Linked DNA regions of Homo sapiens: regions 2 and 3 are each linked to region 1. A link is a contact called in ENCODE Hi-C data. All regions are on one chromosome and are shown on one strand. The core of a region is the stretch at or near the end of the contact, and the rest is flanking DNA. Distances in the headings are between cores, read along the strand shown.

What was found. Hi-C counts contacts between places; a loop is a spot of excess contacts on that map. Pooled maps may share reads with other maps.
Region 2: a pooled map shows a loop between it and region 1 (2.4-fold over the local background). The contact joins the enhancer-like site here to the promoter of PAXIP1 in region 1. A Hi-C loop is called at or near these places in 3 of 37 single-sample maps with no recorded cell type and 6 of 50 pooled maps.
Region 3: a loop to region 1 is called in a pooled map, with 5 times the contacts of the local background. The contact joins the promoter of AGAP3 here to the promoter of PAXIP1 in region 1. A Hi-C loop is called at or near these places in 1 of 168 maps with a recorded cell type or tissue (tibial artery), 1 of 37 single-sample maps with no recorded cell type and 5 of 50 pooled maps.

What each region holds. Positions count from the first base shown.
Region 1 is chr7:155,000,215-155,004,373 of GRCh38, reverse strand. It overlaps PAXIP1 (PAX interacting protein 1), which reads left to right and starts at 1,250. Exons shown (of 21, transcript NM_007349.4): 1 at 1,250-1,525. The coding sequence starts at 1,445. PAXIP1-DT (PAXIP1 divergent transcript) reads right to left here and starts at 941. Exons shown (of 1, transcript NR_028090.1): 1 at 1-941. RefSeq lists an enhancer at 1-355 and silencers at 600-679, 700-1,389, 1,420-1,789, 1,960-2,109.
Region 2 is chr7:151,623,906-151,628,578 of GRCh38, reverse strand. All of the region lies in intron 5 of PRKAG2 (protein kinase AMP-activated non-catalytic subunit gamma 2), which reads left to right. Among named protein-coding and RNA genes, the nearest start is that of RHEB, 110 kb to the right of the region's middle. Within about 2 kb of position 1,963, at least 2 of the 41 ENCODE cell types and tissues checked have a DNase peak (open chromatin) inside an H3K27ac peak, as active enhancers do.
Region 3 is chr7:151,084,754-151,089,335 of GRCh38, reverse strand. It overlaps AGAP3 (ArfGAP with GTPase domain, ankyrin repeat and PH domain 3), which reads right to left and starts at 2,861. Exons shown (of 18, transcript NM_031946.7): 1 at 2,264-2,861. The coding sequence starts at 2,594. LOC124901778 (a long non-coding RNA gene) reads right to left here and starts at 333. Exons shown (of 2, transcript XR_007060595.1): 1 at 1-333. RefSeq lists an enhancer at 1,306-1,465 and silencers at 1,686-1,955, 2,316-2,385, 2,752-2,841, 2,892-3,141.

The DNA.
Region 1 (4,159 bases), core at 1-2,500:
CCTGAACTCAGGCAATCCGCCCACCTCGGCCTCCTAAAGGATAGGATTACAGGCGTGAGCCACCGCGCCCGGCCCCTTCTCTTTTTTAAAACCAATTTCACTAACATTTACTTAAAAATGATTTTCTGCTTGGCAGAAGTGACTTAAGGCATGTGGGGGAGACACTGCGGGTCTGTCTCAGATTCCTTTAGACACCAATGCTCCACAGTTTTACGACTAGGTAATAGTCCGATAATCACCCATGAGTTCCTGGACTCCGGTTTGTTGTGGGATTGGAAATAAACGAGAAAGGCTGCGTTCATCATCATGGCCTTAATTTCTTCTCCCAACTTCCGGTCGTGCAGGTGTCTTGGGCAGGTGATCCCGAGGCCACTCTGCCGTGTTCTGTGAATCTTGGCGGAAGGGAGGCGAGCTGTAAATAAAAGCGTGACCATTAGAATCGCCGCTGTGTAGTATTAACCTGTTGAGCGCGGGGCTTCCCGGGGCTGGAGCTGCACCGCGGGCTCTGCTGTCTGGGACTCTCCTCCAGCGCGGACCCGACAGGACGCCAGGGACCAGGCCGGTCCGGCCGGGACAGCGGGGCCTCGGGCAGCGACGGGGCCGGGCCTCCCCCCAGCACGTCCCCAGCTCGGGCACTGAGGCCTTGCGGAGACCCCAGGACTCGCCGCGGAGGCCACCAGTGCGCGTCTCGCGTGGCGCTACGGCCTCGGGAATTCCGTCACGGCATAGCCGGGTCCAGCGCGGTGTAGACCGGGGCCCCGCGCCTTGCTCGGCCAGAGCGGCTCAGGTACTACTCCAGGTCCGGCCGCACTCGCGGCCACTGCGAACAGCCGGGACACCCAATCCCACTCCGCCCAGGGCCAAGAAGCCCGAGGAGGCCGCAGAACCGCTCCCGCTCCCACTCGCGGCCCCAAGGCCCCACCCCCCCCTCCGCCGCGCGCATGCGCCGCCCCCGAGCAGCCGCATGTGGCGACGGGAGGGGCCTGCCAGCTCCCCTCCTCCCCGGGACCGGCTCACTCCGGCCCCGCCGAGGGGGGAGCTGGTTTCCCCTCGTCCTCGGGGCCCCCTCGTTGCAGAGCGGCGGCCACGGAACCGCAAGGGCCAGAGCGGGCTGCCGGCGCCAGCTACCCCGGAGCCGTGGCTGGCGGCAGAGGCGCGGGGCGTCACTGGAGGCCGGGCGGCTCCTCGGCGCTCCCCCTCGGTGGCCGGGGCGGGATGGTGCGTCCCGCAGGGCGCGCGCGGCTCCCGCGCTTCGGGCGCTCGGCGCGGGCGCGGGCGGGGGCGCGGAGGGCGGGGGAGCGGACCCCGATTCGCAGGACCGGGCCCGGGCTGCGCGGGCAGGGCCGTTGGCGGGGCGAGTGGGGGCGCCGGGCGCCGCGGGGGCCGGGGGCGGGGGGTGGGCGGGGCCGGGCGCCGCCGCGGAGCCTCCCGGGCCGCCGCGATCATGTCGGACCAGGCGCCCAAAGTTCCTGAGGAGATGTTCAGGGAGGTCAAGTATTACGCGGTGGGCGACATCGACCCGCAGGTACCGCGCCCGCCCCTGCCGCGGCCTCCTCCCCCGTCCGCGTCCCCGTCCGTCCCCGTCCCCGTCCCCGTCCCCGCTCCTGCCGCGGGCGCGCGCCGGGCGCAGAGCGTCGGGTCCGCCGAGGCCGCTGGCCTGACTGCGCTGAGGGCAGGGGCGACCGCGGGGTGGGCGCGGGAGGCCCGGGCCCGGGGGAGTGCGGGAGGGAAGGCGGCTGGGGCTCTGTACCTCGGCCCCTAGTGCGCGCCCTGAGCCCCCGGCCTGCGGCCCTGGGGTCGCCGCCCCCGACCCACCGGGCCGCCTCGTTCTCTGCTCCTTTGCTGAGCGGGACGGGCGCGGGGTCGCGTCTCCCCATTCCCCGCGCCGGGCGTCTCGGCTCCCGGGAGAGCAGCTCCGAGGGCGGACGAGGGGCGCCGGGATCCCCAGCCGGGGCAGCTCGCGCGGGGACCCCAGCCTCGCTCGGCCGGCGGGGGTCGTGGCCGTGCACCGGCTTGGCCGCCTCCGCCACCCGGGCAGCTGCCGTCCTGTGCGGGGCTGAGGAGCGCTCCCTTCCAGCCTGTGTCCCTGCACGTGGGGGCTGGCATTCGTCTTCCTTGATTTTCCCACTTGGACGATTAATTTTACGGTACCCTGGTAACACCATCACATTACACATTTAATTTTGTGTAGTTTGGGCTCACGCCAAAGGATATTGTGGGTTTTCCTTAGTATTCCTATAATAATATATCTGTTTGATGTCACACAGTTATCAGTCCGTGGTAGGAATGCATCTTAGTTGAATATCCTCTTCAGGTTAATCTTCAAAATATTTCCTTCTTAAAAGTTTAGCTGTACAGTTGTGTTGCCTTGGGTGTGACATCAGTGGCCCCCACCTTGGAGGATGGGGATCCCCAGTGATCAGAGTTAGGCCTGGAAGGGCGGAGACTCATATTTCGCAGATGAACTTGGATGGTGTAGAAGGAATTGTAGAAGGCTGAGTGATCTTGGCCTTCTTGAGGTTCGTCCTTGTAACAACTTTTTGGACCCTTTTTGCCCTGTAACTTTAGGGTAAAGAGACTTCAAGGCCGGGTTTACCCCTGTAATCCCAGCACTTTGGGAGGCCAAGGCGGGTGGATCACCTGAGGTCATGAGTTCGAGACCAGCCTGGCCAACATGGTGAAGCCTCATCTCTACTAAAAATACAAAAATTAGCCGGGCGTGGTGGCGGGCGCCTGTGGTCTCAGCTACTCGGGAGGCTGAGGCAGGAGAATTGCTGGAACCTGGGAGGTGGAAGTTGCAGTGAGCCGAGATCGCGCCACTGCACTCCAGCCTGGGCAACAACAGCTAGACTCCGTCTCAAAAAAAAAAAAAAAGCCTTCTATCTTTGAATTTACAGAGTAAAACAGTTGCTGAACACGGAGCGATGAAGATGAGTGCCTGTAACAGTGTTAGCTTTTTCCAGTATTGATGATTCCCCCGCCCCTCTTTTTTTTGTTTGTTTTTTTGTTTTTGTTTTTTGCTATCCACCATTTTTCTCTTCCCCCTCCTTCCTAGCCTTCGTGTTTCATTTTAGGACTTTGGCTCTTATAGGGGACTTGAACCAAATGTTACTTAAAACCTGGAACAAGTTGAACTGGAACCATATTTACTCGACTTTGAATCAAATCTAAGTGCTTAAAAATGTCCTTGGCAAACCACTTTCATCTGAAACAGTATATTTTCTGAAAAGTTTTGAGCCTGGACATCTGATTCTCTGACTCTTATGACTGTGGATTATAAGTTCACATGTTGACCATCTAATATGAGGCAGGCATGGACTAGGTGCCAGGTATAATACAGAGGTGAAGAGGACATGGTACCTGCCCTTTAGCGCCCCTCATTGGTGGGGGAGGGAGCACACCTGGACATATCACAGTACAAGGTGTAGCAGATTTCTCCACTGGGGTGCAAAGTAGACACCACTGAAATGTCACTCAGTAGATGTCATTTCAGTTGGGTTTTGAGATAAGCAGAAGTTAAGAACATGAAGGAATATTTTCATGTGGAGCGTATGTGCTGAGGAATGAAGGCATTCATGCGTTTGGGATACATCAGGATGATCACTATATCTGGAACAGAGTGATATGAGATAAATCTATTAAGATACTCAGTAGTGTGGAGATTGAAGAGAAGCTATTGGTTTTGGCATCCTCAAAGTTCGTGAAAACCGAGTAAAGTGTTTTTGGTAGAGTGTTGGTGGAAGGGGCTGGATTGCAGGGAGTTGAAGAGTGAATGGAAACTGAGAACAGAAAGGTTAGACTCTTCAGGAAGTTTGTCCTGAGAAGGAAATAGAGAAGGTGCCTGAGGAAGAGAGGGCTGGGGAGGGATCTGTGTTGCATCACAAGCGCGTGGAAGGATGTGGGTGACTTTACTGTTTACAGGTGGAGGGAACATAGCTATGGACAGGGAAACTCATGAAGAAGGGAGTAGGATCAGAAACAGACTGGAGGATAGGAAAAGGAGGGGTGCCTTTTCTGAAGACCAGTCGAATGGATGCGTGAAGCTAAAAATGCTTAGAGGTCAAGGGAAGGAAGAAAGGTAAAGTGGCCCATGGCCAGTGACCGCTGTTTTTTCACTTACTAAATATTGAGCCTCTGCTCTAGTTCATATCTATTAGTG
Region 2 (4,673 bases), core at 714-3,213, 3.4 Mb after region 1:
CACCATGCCTGGCTAATTTTTGTACTTTAGTAGAGATGGGGTTTCACTATGATGGCCAAGCTGGTCTCAAACTCCTGGGCTCAAGTGATCTGCCGGCTGCAGTCTCCCTAACTACTGGGACCTACAGGCATGAACCACGGTGCCCAGCCAGCAATCCCTTTCTGTGTTTGCTTTTTACATTTGTAATTGTTACACCGACCACGTCTTTGCTGTGTTTGTGTTTATCTATATTAACTGCCTTGAACTAACTTACTGGCCAGGACCAAGCACAAAGTACTTTGTAAGCACCTAAACACAACTCATGAATGCTTTTTGAAGTAGGTAATTATTCAGCAGTTTTATCCGTGATTAATAAACCTGCTCTACTCTGGTACCACTTCATGAAGTCTGCAGCCTCTTTAGAGCGGTCCGCATTCTCTCCCAGCTGCCGGAGGAGCTGGGCTCTTTCAAGTTTTTGATAACTTGCTGTGGTGATTTTACCCGCTTCTTAGCAGAGAGTGTCTTGCCAGACTGACTGTCTCTCCTCTTCCTCCTCATTTGCCGCTTATTTCATCCCAGTTCAGCCATTCTGTCCTATTCTTCTTCACTTGCAAAGATTTTCCAAAGTAGAATCCAGGCCGGGCGTGGCGGCTCACCATTGTAATCCCAGCACTTTGGGAGGCAGAGGCAGGAAGATTGCTTAAGGCCAGGAGTTCAAGACCAGCCTGGGAAACATGGTGAGACCCCGTCTTTATAAAAAATTTTAAAAATTAGCTAGGCATGGTGGTGCACGCCTGTGGTTCCGGCTACTTGGGAGGCTGAGGTGGGAGGATCACCCGAGCGCATGTGGTTGCACCACTGTACTTCAGCCTGGAGTAATTTCATGTCTCCAAAAAACAAAAACAAAATGACAACAACGAAATAGAATCTTCTTTCCAGAACGTGCCTCAATCTTGCTTTATTTTTCTCTCTTTTTATTTTTGTCTCGCTCTGTTGCCCAGGCTGGAGTGCAGTGGTACAATCTCGGTTCACGGCAACCTCTGCCTCCCAGGCTCAAGTAATTCTCATGCCTCAGCCTCCTGAGTAGCTAGGATTACAGGCATGCACCAGCATGCCTGGCTAATTTTTGTATTTTTAGTAGAGATGGGGTTTCACCATGGTGCCCAGGCTGGTCTCGAACTCCTGGCCTCAAGCGATCTGCCTGCCTCGGCCTCCCAAAGTGCTGGGATTATAGGTGTGAGCCACTGCACCCAGCCAATCTTGCTTGTTTCTAGCAAAACTGGTCAGCCTCACCTACAGTGATCAAAATAGGTAAAAGTAGGGGCCACTTTTCGTAGGAGGGAAAGAAAGCATTGTCTTTCAGTGAGGCATCTCGGGATTCAGGCCCAGATCTGTGATGAAGGGCCTGTATTTCCTTGGACAACCCGTGAGGCCTCTCCGGGCTTTGTTTTGTTGTTATTGCTGTCGTTAAGAGTTTTCTCTATAAAACCAGGGGGCCGGCACTTGGTGATCTTTTGCTTTTTCTCTCTCGCTTAAAAATCAGACCCCAAAGCAACCAATAATCACTCTTTACAAATAAACAAAACAAAAATGTGTGTTCACTCAAAACTCATTCATTCTCAACTGGAGTGAGTAACACCCTGAGTAAGTGAAGATCGGTTCTTGTTGGGAGACAAAAAAATTGCAGCTGTTACAGTGGATTTTGGCCACCCAAAGGGCCACGGCACATGAACAAATACACAGTATATCTGTGCTATTAAAATGTCGTGGGGGTAGGACAGTTGGGGGAGAATGTATAAAAAAGACTCAGGGAGGGGAGTATAATGAAAACAAGGCTTAGAAGCTGCTGGAACTTGCTTAAGGGAGAATTGCCTCCCTGTGTATTTGTGGTCATCTATTGAATTATTCCCTTGTCCCTTGACTCTCACAGCCAAGCGTCAACTTGCAGGTTTCTTGACTCTACTGCGGGGCACTGACCTCTGCTGGTGGAGATATCAAAGTGGCAGGTGTGTGGGCACAGTCTGGTACTTGTCGATCATTACTTAGGGCACGAGAAGGCTCGGGTGATTATCTGCTTTCCAAACTCTACCCTTCCCTGCTGAGTTCACACACTCCTCGTAGATAAGAGACTTATTGTTTCTGGATTATGAGTAGTTACAATTGTATGAAATCCCTGTAATTAAAGTTGTTCCTCTGGAGCTGGCGCCATATGTAACATATTGCCCTATTCTGTAGGGTCTAGGTACACATTTCAGTATCTCTGAAGTCAGGACGTGACTTCACATTTGGTGGTGTCTCCGACTTGGTGAGGTAGGGTTGTTGTCTTGGAGTAGATAGAGGTTTTGTCACCGGAAGATCCCTGACTAGTTTAAGCAGAGGACAATGCTGGGAGGATTCGGGGGTATTGGTAAGTGGGACTCGTCACCAGTCTTCGCAAGTAACTGGAACCAGCTGGAAAGTCATCAGGGCCCAGGGCATTGAGCACCTCTGGCCATTGCTCTAGGGCCATGTGACCTCCCATCTCAGAACTTTCTCTGCTTCCTGGTGGATGTGTTGAAGAATGGCCTCTTGGCCCTACAGCTGTTCAGCTCCAACCCCACAGCCAGCTGTGCTGAGTCCTTACCCATGCTTCGGACCCCTGTGATATAACTCACATCCCATACGATTCCCCTCCCTCCTGGAGCACTGGATATGGGCTTCTCGCTGCCCTGTCTGAGGCCTACATCTCATCCTGTGCCTTCAGCCTGGAGGTCGTGCCCTCCTCCACGGCTCAGATTCCCCTGACACTGATCTCTCTGTGCCCATCTCCTTCCTTCCCCTTCCTTCTTCGGTTTGTTTTCTTTCTTTTTAACCAGCCTGATTCCATAAATGCCCGCATCCTCCCAGCTGTTTTAACAGGAAAGCTGCTTGACTCCAGGTCCAAGAGAACAGCTCCTTGCTGCTGCTTCCGGCTTGTTCACCTCTCTCCCTCACTCCCGGCCAGTGTCATCTTCCTATGGACCGTTCCAGCAGCCAAGCTCTCCCAGCACCTGCTCTGCCCCCTCCAATTAATTTGCCATGCTGCTGTTGGAGATATTTCCTTCAAACATATTTCTAATCCCATCGCTTTCATTTCTAAAGCCTCCGGTACTTTTCCTTTGCCTGTAGGAGTCCGCACTTCCCGGCACGCCCTCCTTGCCCCCTTCTCCTCCCTCCCCAGCCTCACCTGGTGCCTCTTTCCTCCCTGCATTTCCCTCCAGCTACTCTGGCCTTCATCAGCTTCCTCAAACTGCCTTGCTCCTCCAGGCCTGCCAGACTTTACACAGACAGCTCCTGCTCCTTGAATCATTCCTTCCTCTCCTTTGGCCACCTGCTCGTTTTCTCCAAGTCTCAGGTTAGATGTCGCTTCCTCAGGGAAGCCTTCCCAGAAGCCCCGATGAAGACTTCCCATGCTATCTCATGATCCCTCACAATTGATAGGTGCTGTTAGGGGGACGCACTTCTTTGTGTTTCCCAGTAGCCCCTCCCATTTATTTGCCATTACATTGTAAGCTCTGTGAGGATGGAGACTGAAATCTTAATATTTGCCAGGTCTTGAGGCCACTGGGATGAGTGAAACTTGGTTTTCAGTAAACATTTGTCACACAAATGAACGTATGTATTTTGGAGCTTATGCTTTTACTGTGGCACCTAGGCTTGCCATACTTCAGGTGGTCAATGTTATTTCTTACAAAGACATAAGGCATTTCTATTTGAGGCATTGGAGAAATGAGAGGAATTGCATTTGCCATGTTGATGGTGCGCTAATCAAAGAGCAGTGAGGGCGGAGCAACGGAGGAAGTGAAATGACTGAGTGAACCCTGGAGGTGTGAAAGGCTTCTCCACCCGACGGTGGGTGACATCAGGGCTTGTGACGTTTGCAGTTGAATAACTGAAGGCAGTAGCAAGTGGGTAGAGTGGGATGGCTCGCCTGCGGAATCTGGCATCCGAGGAAATCGCCTTGACACCTTCCTTTCATGGCCGTGATTACACTTGTGCTAAGGTTAGGGGGAACAGAGCCAGGTTCATCTCTGATATGAAAAGGGAAGAGCGATTTTGGGGGAAGGGAACTAGTCTGGGAACCTTTTGGCTAAATTTTAGTCACTTTTTAATCTGTTTAATATGCTGCCACGGCCGGGTGCTGTGGCTCACCCCGTAATCCCAGCACTTTGGGAGGCCAAGGTGGATGGATCATTTGAGTCCAGGAGTTCGAGATCGGCCTGGGCAACATGGCGAAACCCTCTCTCTATAAAAATAAATAAATAATACAGAAAATTAGCCAGACATGGGAGGTGAGTCCCATGCCTCCTGAGTCCAGGAGGTTGAGGCTGTGCTGAACCATGAGGGCATCACTGCATTCTAGCTGGGGCAACAGAGCAAGACCTTATCTGAAAAAAAAAATATATATATATGTACACACACACACACACACACACACACACACGCTGCCTTCTGTCCCACTTGGAGCTGTTTCCCATGTATCTGAATTTATATAACATCAATGAGGTTTCTGAACATCATGCTAACTGATTCATTTTATTTTAGGTTGTACTTTGGTCATTTGTAACTGACAGGAAGTTGCTAGCAATAAGTTGTTATTTTATGAATCATTTTCCACATTTTCTTGGAAGTGGAATGTTTCATTGTTCCGTCAAGACCTCCTCCCCAGTACACAC
Region 3 (4,582 bases), core at 1,612-4,111, 3.9 Mb after region 1:
CCTCAGACTGTGCTCGGAAACGCCCAGGGAGTCTGCGCCTCTCCCTCCTCGCAGAAAGAAGGTGGGGACACCGCTTCGCAGGACAGAAGCAATATGGTTTGGCAGATGGAGAGGAGTTCTATCGCAGGAAGGATATAGGGCAGAAACTGGAGAAGGAGTGGTTTTTTTTTTCTTTTGAAGACTGCCTACAGCAGAAAAGTGGGAACGCAAGACGGGTGAGGTGGATAAAGATGACGGTGCCAGGAGAGGCTGGGCAGGGGGGAGGGAGGGACAGCAGGGCAGCAGGGCAGCAGGGCCCAGGAGTGGGAACAGCAGGGCTGAGAACGGATGTGTGAGCCGCGGCTGGGTCGGTCTGGTGACAGTGAGACACCGGCTCCCGGGATTTCACGAGGGTGAGGCCGAGCTTCCAGGCCTAGTAGACGGAACCATGGGGTATTTCCAAACCGCAATGGAGAAGTCGGTCAGGGGAGGGCTCTAGGAGGGGAAATTCTGCCTGTTGTGTTAAATTTAAGATCAGGCAAAAAAAACTCAAGGGCGCCCCAGGAATCAGCCTTCACATCACAAAAGATGCTCAACCAGAGGCTCCCCTGAGCTGGGGAGGAGGGGTCGCTGCTCATCAAGCTGGAGCCAGGGGAGCCCGGAAACCTCTCCCTGCTCTGGGAAAAGCTCGGAAGCAGATGTGCCCCCACCCTCCTGTGGCCGGCCCACGAGGCTTGTCGCCCTCCAGAAGGAGCTGGGGGAAGGTAAGCTTGGAGCAAATCAGGAATGTCTTTACTTCCTCCAAGGACAGTGAAGCTGCAGCAACGATGTCTCTCCCGCCTCCACCCTCTTCAGATCTAAGAGGAAAAATTGGTCATCTCCTGTCTTTGGGGCCCAGGGCTCGCACAAATGCCATCTCCTAGTCCCCAGCCACAGCGGTGATTCAGGCCATTTACTCAGATCCACGTTAATGAGTTTTTTCTGTCACCTAATTAGTTCACAGAGAACTCAGCCTTGAGAGGAAAGAAATAAGAACGGGTTGGGAAAAGGCAGAAGGAAGTCAGACTGGCATGTCACAACAAAAGATAGAACCCAGCACCACATGGGGTCCCCCCAGACCCAGTACTTCTTCCCCGGCTATGGGGACCTCTGAAAGCAGAAAGGGAGGTGTTCAGGTGCACTATCCCCCAGAACCTCAGGCAAGCAGATGAAGCTGGGAGTGGGGCCCTAACCTTAAGGCCCAAGTCAGGGACAGGCCCCTGCCCATAACTCCATGTTATCGCAAAAGGCCTTGGCTCTCACTGCATTTCCACTGAGGCCAAACCCACCACCTGCCGGTGGGCGTCCCCTTTCAAACAGAGCTGGGGGAGGAAGCAGATGGCCCAGGGTGAGGCCCATCTGTCCGTGCCCGCTCGAAGGTCACCATGCCACCGGGGTGCCTGCGGGTGCCTCCAGCACCCACCACACCAGGGCTTGCGAGGCATCTGCCAGCAGCGTGCCACCACTTCCTGTGCCCTCAGCGGTCGAAAGTCCAGGGCCTAAGGGCCCAGAGAAAAAAGCGCTAGGCAGCGCAGTGGCCGGGGGTTTCCGGTCCCCGACTCCGGGTGCGGTGTCCCTGGCGGTCGGTCAGCACCCGGCTGCCCAGCAGCTGCCTCCAGACCGAGGAGCCGCGGATCCCCGTCAGGCTCATGACCCGGCCAAAGCGCGGATGGACCTGCCGGCGCCTCCCACGCGGTCGCTGAGCCTCAGCCCAGCGCCAGGCCCGGCCCGCTCCCGCTTGGCCGCCGCGGCGTAGGGGGTGTGCGTCGGGAGAGGGCGCCGCGGCGAGCGCCACCCTCCGGGCCTGCGGGCGCTGGGCCCGGGAAGGCTGCCATCCACTAACGCGAGGCTCCGATCCCCCGCCCCACTGCGGAGCAGGGCCCGGGCAGCGGCTAAGAAGCCTCCCCGGTCACGACCCCACCTCCCCGCAGCTGAAGCCCTCTGCCGCGCCCACCTTCCCCGGCCAGGCCTGGACAGATCTGGTCCCGGCCCCCCCAAGCGACACCACCTTCGCGCCCTGGAACACAGTCAGCAGAAAACCCCCAACCCCAAAGTGTCCCCGAACGAGATATGGCGAAGCTGCCCGCCGGTTCTGCAACACAGATCGGCAAACCTCGTGGCCTGGTCCTCAAGCGCGCAAGGACCCCCGACAGGGAGAGCATGGCCAGGCACGGCCTGTGGAGCCCTCGGCCGGCGCCGGAGAGGCCACTGCGCCCCGGCTCCCGCAGCCCCCGGCTCCGCTCACCCTCGATGGAGATGACGTGCTCCCGGATCTGGTTCTGCAGCGCCAAATCCTCGATGCGCTCGATCAGGTCGTAGATGGCGTAGATATTGGGATGCACGGACTCGAAGCGCTGGATCTCGGCCCGGATGGCCGCGGAGTTGGAGAGCGCGAACTGCTGGGGGGGCCCGCCGGCCAGCTGCTGCGAGGGGCCGCCGCCGCCCCCGGCCCCGGGCCCCGCGCCGCCGAACTGCCCGCCGCAGACGAGCTGCTGCGCGGCAGCGCCGCCGCCCCCCGGAGCCGCCAGGCTCTGCTGCTGCTGCGGGCTCTGCCCCCCGCCCGCCTGGAAGTTCATGGCTTCGGAGCCGTGGGGCCCGAGGCGGGCCCGGGGCGGCGCGGCGGAGGCGGCGGCGGCGGCGGCGGCGGCAGCGGCGAGCGGGAGCGCGGGGCTGGCGGGGCCGGGACTACTGGGCTGGCGGCGCGGGGCTAGCGCATGGAGCCGGGGGCCGGGGGCCGGAGGCCGAGGCCAGGAGGCGCCGCCGCGCACGCTGTGGCCGCCGCTGCCGAGCGCTTCCCAGCGCCGTGATCCCGCTGCCTCGGAGCAGCCTCCAGCGGCAACAACAACGGGACCGGGAGCGCGCGGCCCAGGCCCTCCCCCCGCGTCATGCGCACGCACCGCCGCCCCCGCCGGCTCCGGCACACGCAGCCCGAGCCCCCCTCCCCGCCGCCCCCGCCCCTCCTGCGCGCCGGCCCGGGCGCCCCCGCCCCTCGCTCGCTCGCTGGCTCTGCAGCCTCCACCCCCGAGCCGCGCGCTCCAGCCCTGGCGCCCCGGCCCCTCCCACTCAGCCTCGGCCCTTCCGCCTCCTCACCAGCCCCCACCCGCATTGCCTCGAGGGCCACCCTCGCGGAGGGGACAGCTGCCCTGGTCTCCTCCCGCGCCCGGCTGTCGCTTTCGCCTCCCTGCGCTGATCTGGGCGGGGTGTCGGATCTCTAGGCAATGCCCAAACAGTGCCCTGCGCCTGAGGGTGCTGCTGACCGAGGCTGATTGGCCGAGGAGTCCGCCCAGGCCCAGCTGCTCCTCGCTTACAGCGTCCCGCCTTCAGTGCGGCATAGGCTCCCCTGTCCCCAGGCTCCGAGGTCAGCCCTAGAGACCACCCTGCTGCCGGAGTTTTCTCCCTGTCTCCCTGCCCAGGCTCTCCACTGCCGGCTGCAGCAGTGCTCTCCTAAAAGACCCTCCCCCTGCCGGACTTGGGAGATTAGCTAAATGCTACCCGACCCCATTGGTACATAGAGGAAGAAGAGGGAGGGATGAAATAGTATATGCCTTTCTCCCCTACTCATCCCATTGGAGAGACCAACCAAAGCCCACGTGGCTCTCAATTTTTCTTGTCCTCACCCCTTGTCCATCCTGTCCTTTCACTCCCTCTAGGGCCAGGGAGCTCCCTGAAATGTCCCAGTTCCTCTGCAGTCCCATTGCCAAAGTGGGCTGCAGTTCTGTTAGCCCCCTCCCCCCCACCAACACACACACGTTTCCTAAAACCTACAAGAGGTGACATTTGCAGAGGCCGCAGCCAATAAATCTGCCAGAGATGTTGCAGGGTATCTGCTACCCCCAGATATCCTAGGGCATCAGTGACACACATCGTCCTTCTTACGCACACTTCCACTTCCCTGGCCAAGCTGGATCTTTTCCCAGCATGAAGCTGTCCACTGTTTGATTACCCACACAACTCAGCCCCAGAACCAACCCAGTCACTATTCCCGAGTTCCTTGTACCTTCCAAAGCACCTGGTGCAAGCTAATCAACACACAGGGTCTCCTAAGCTCCTGAGGAACCTGTGTTTCTATCTCCCTGCATAAGCTTAAGGATATCTTGTGCCCTCTCTGGGTTTCATCTGCGAAATATAGTGGTTGAACATAAAACCTAGTTCTGATGTTGTATAATTCTAAAAGTAACATCCAACATCTCTTTTAGGTGCTTAATTAGAATTGACAGCAGGAAGTAGCACCAGGTATACCTCCCAAGAGAGACACTAAGAGCAAAGAGCTCCTCAAATGTGTTGCCCCAGCAACTAGCACACACGTGTTATAGCACTGTTGGGCTGTTCACACGTCTAGCTCTTCTACTAGTATATGGAGCCACATGAGGGCAGGAAGAGGGTCTGATTCACCATTTTATTCCCAGTATCTTGCACAATGCCTGGGATATAGTGTGTGTGTGTGTGTGTGTGTGTGTGTGTGTGTGTGTGTGTGTAATTTTTTTTGAGACGGAGTCTCACTCTGTCACCCAGGCTGGAGTGCAGTGACTCGATCTCAGCTCACTGCAACCTCCACCTCCCGCAT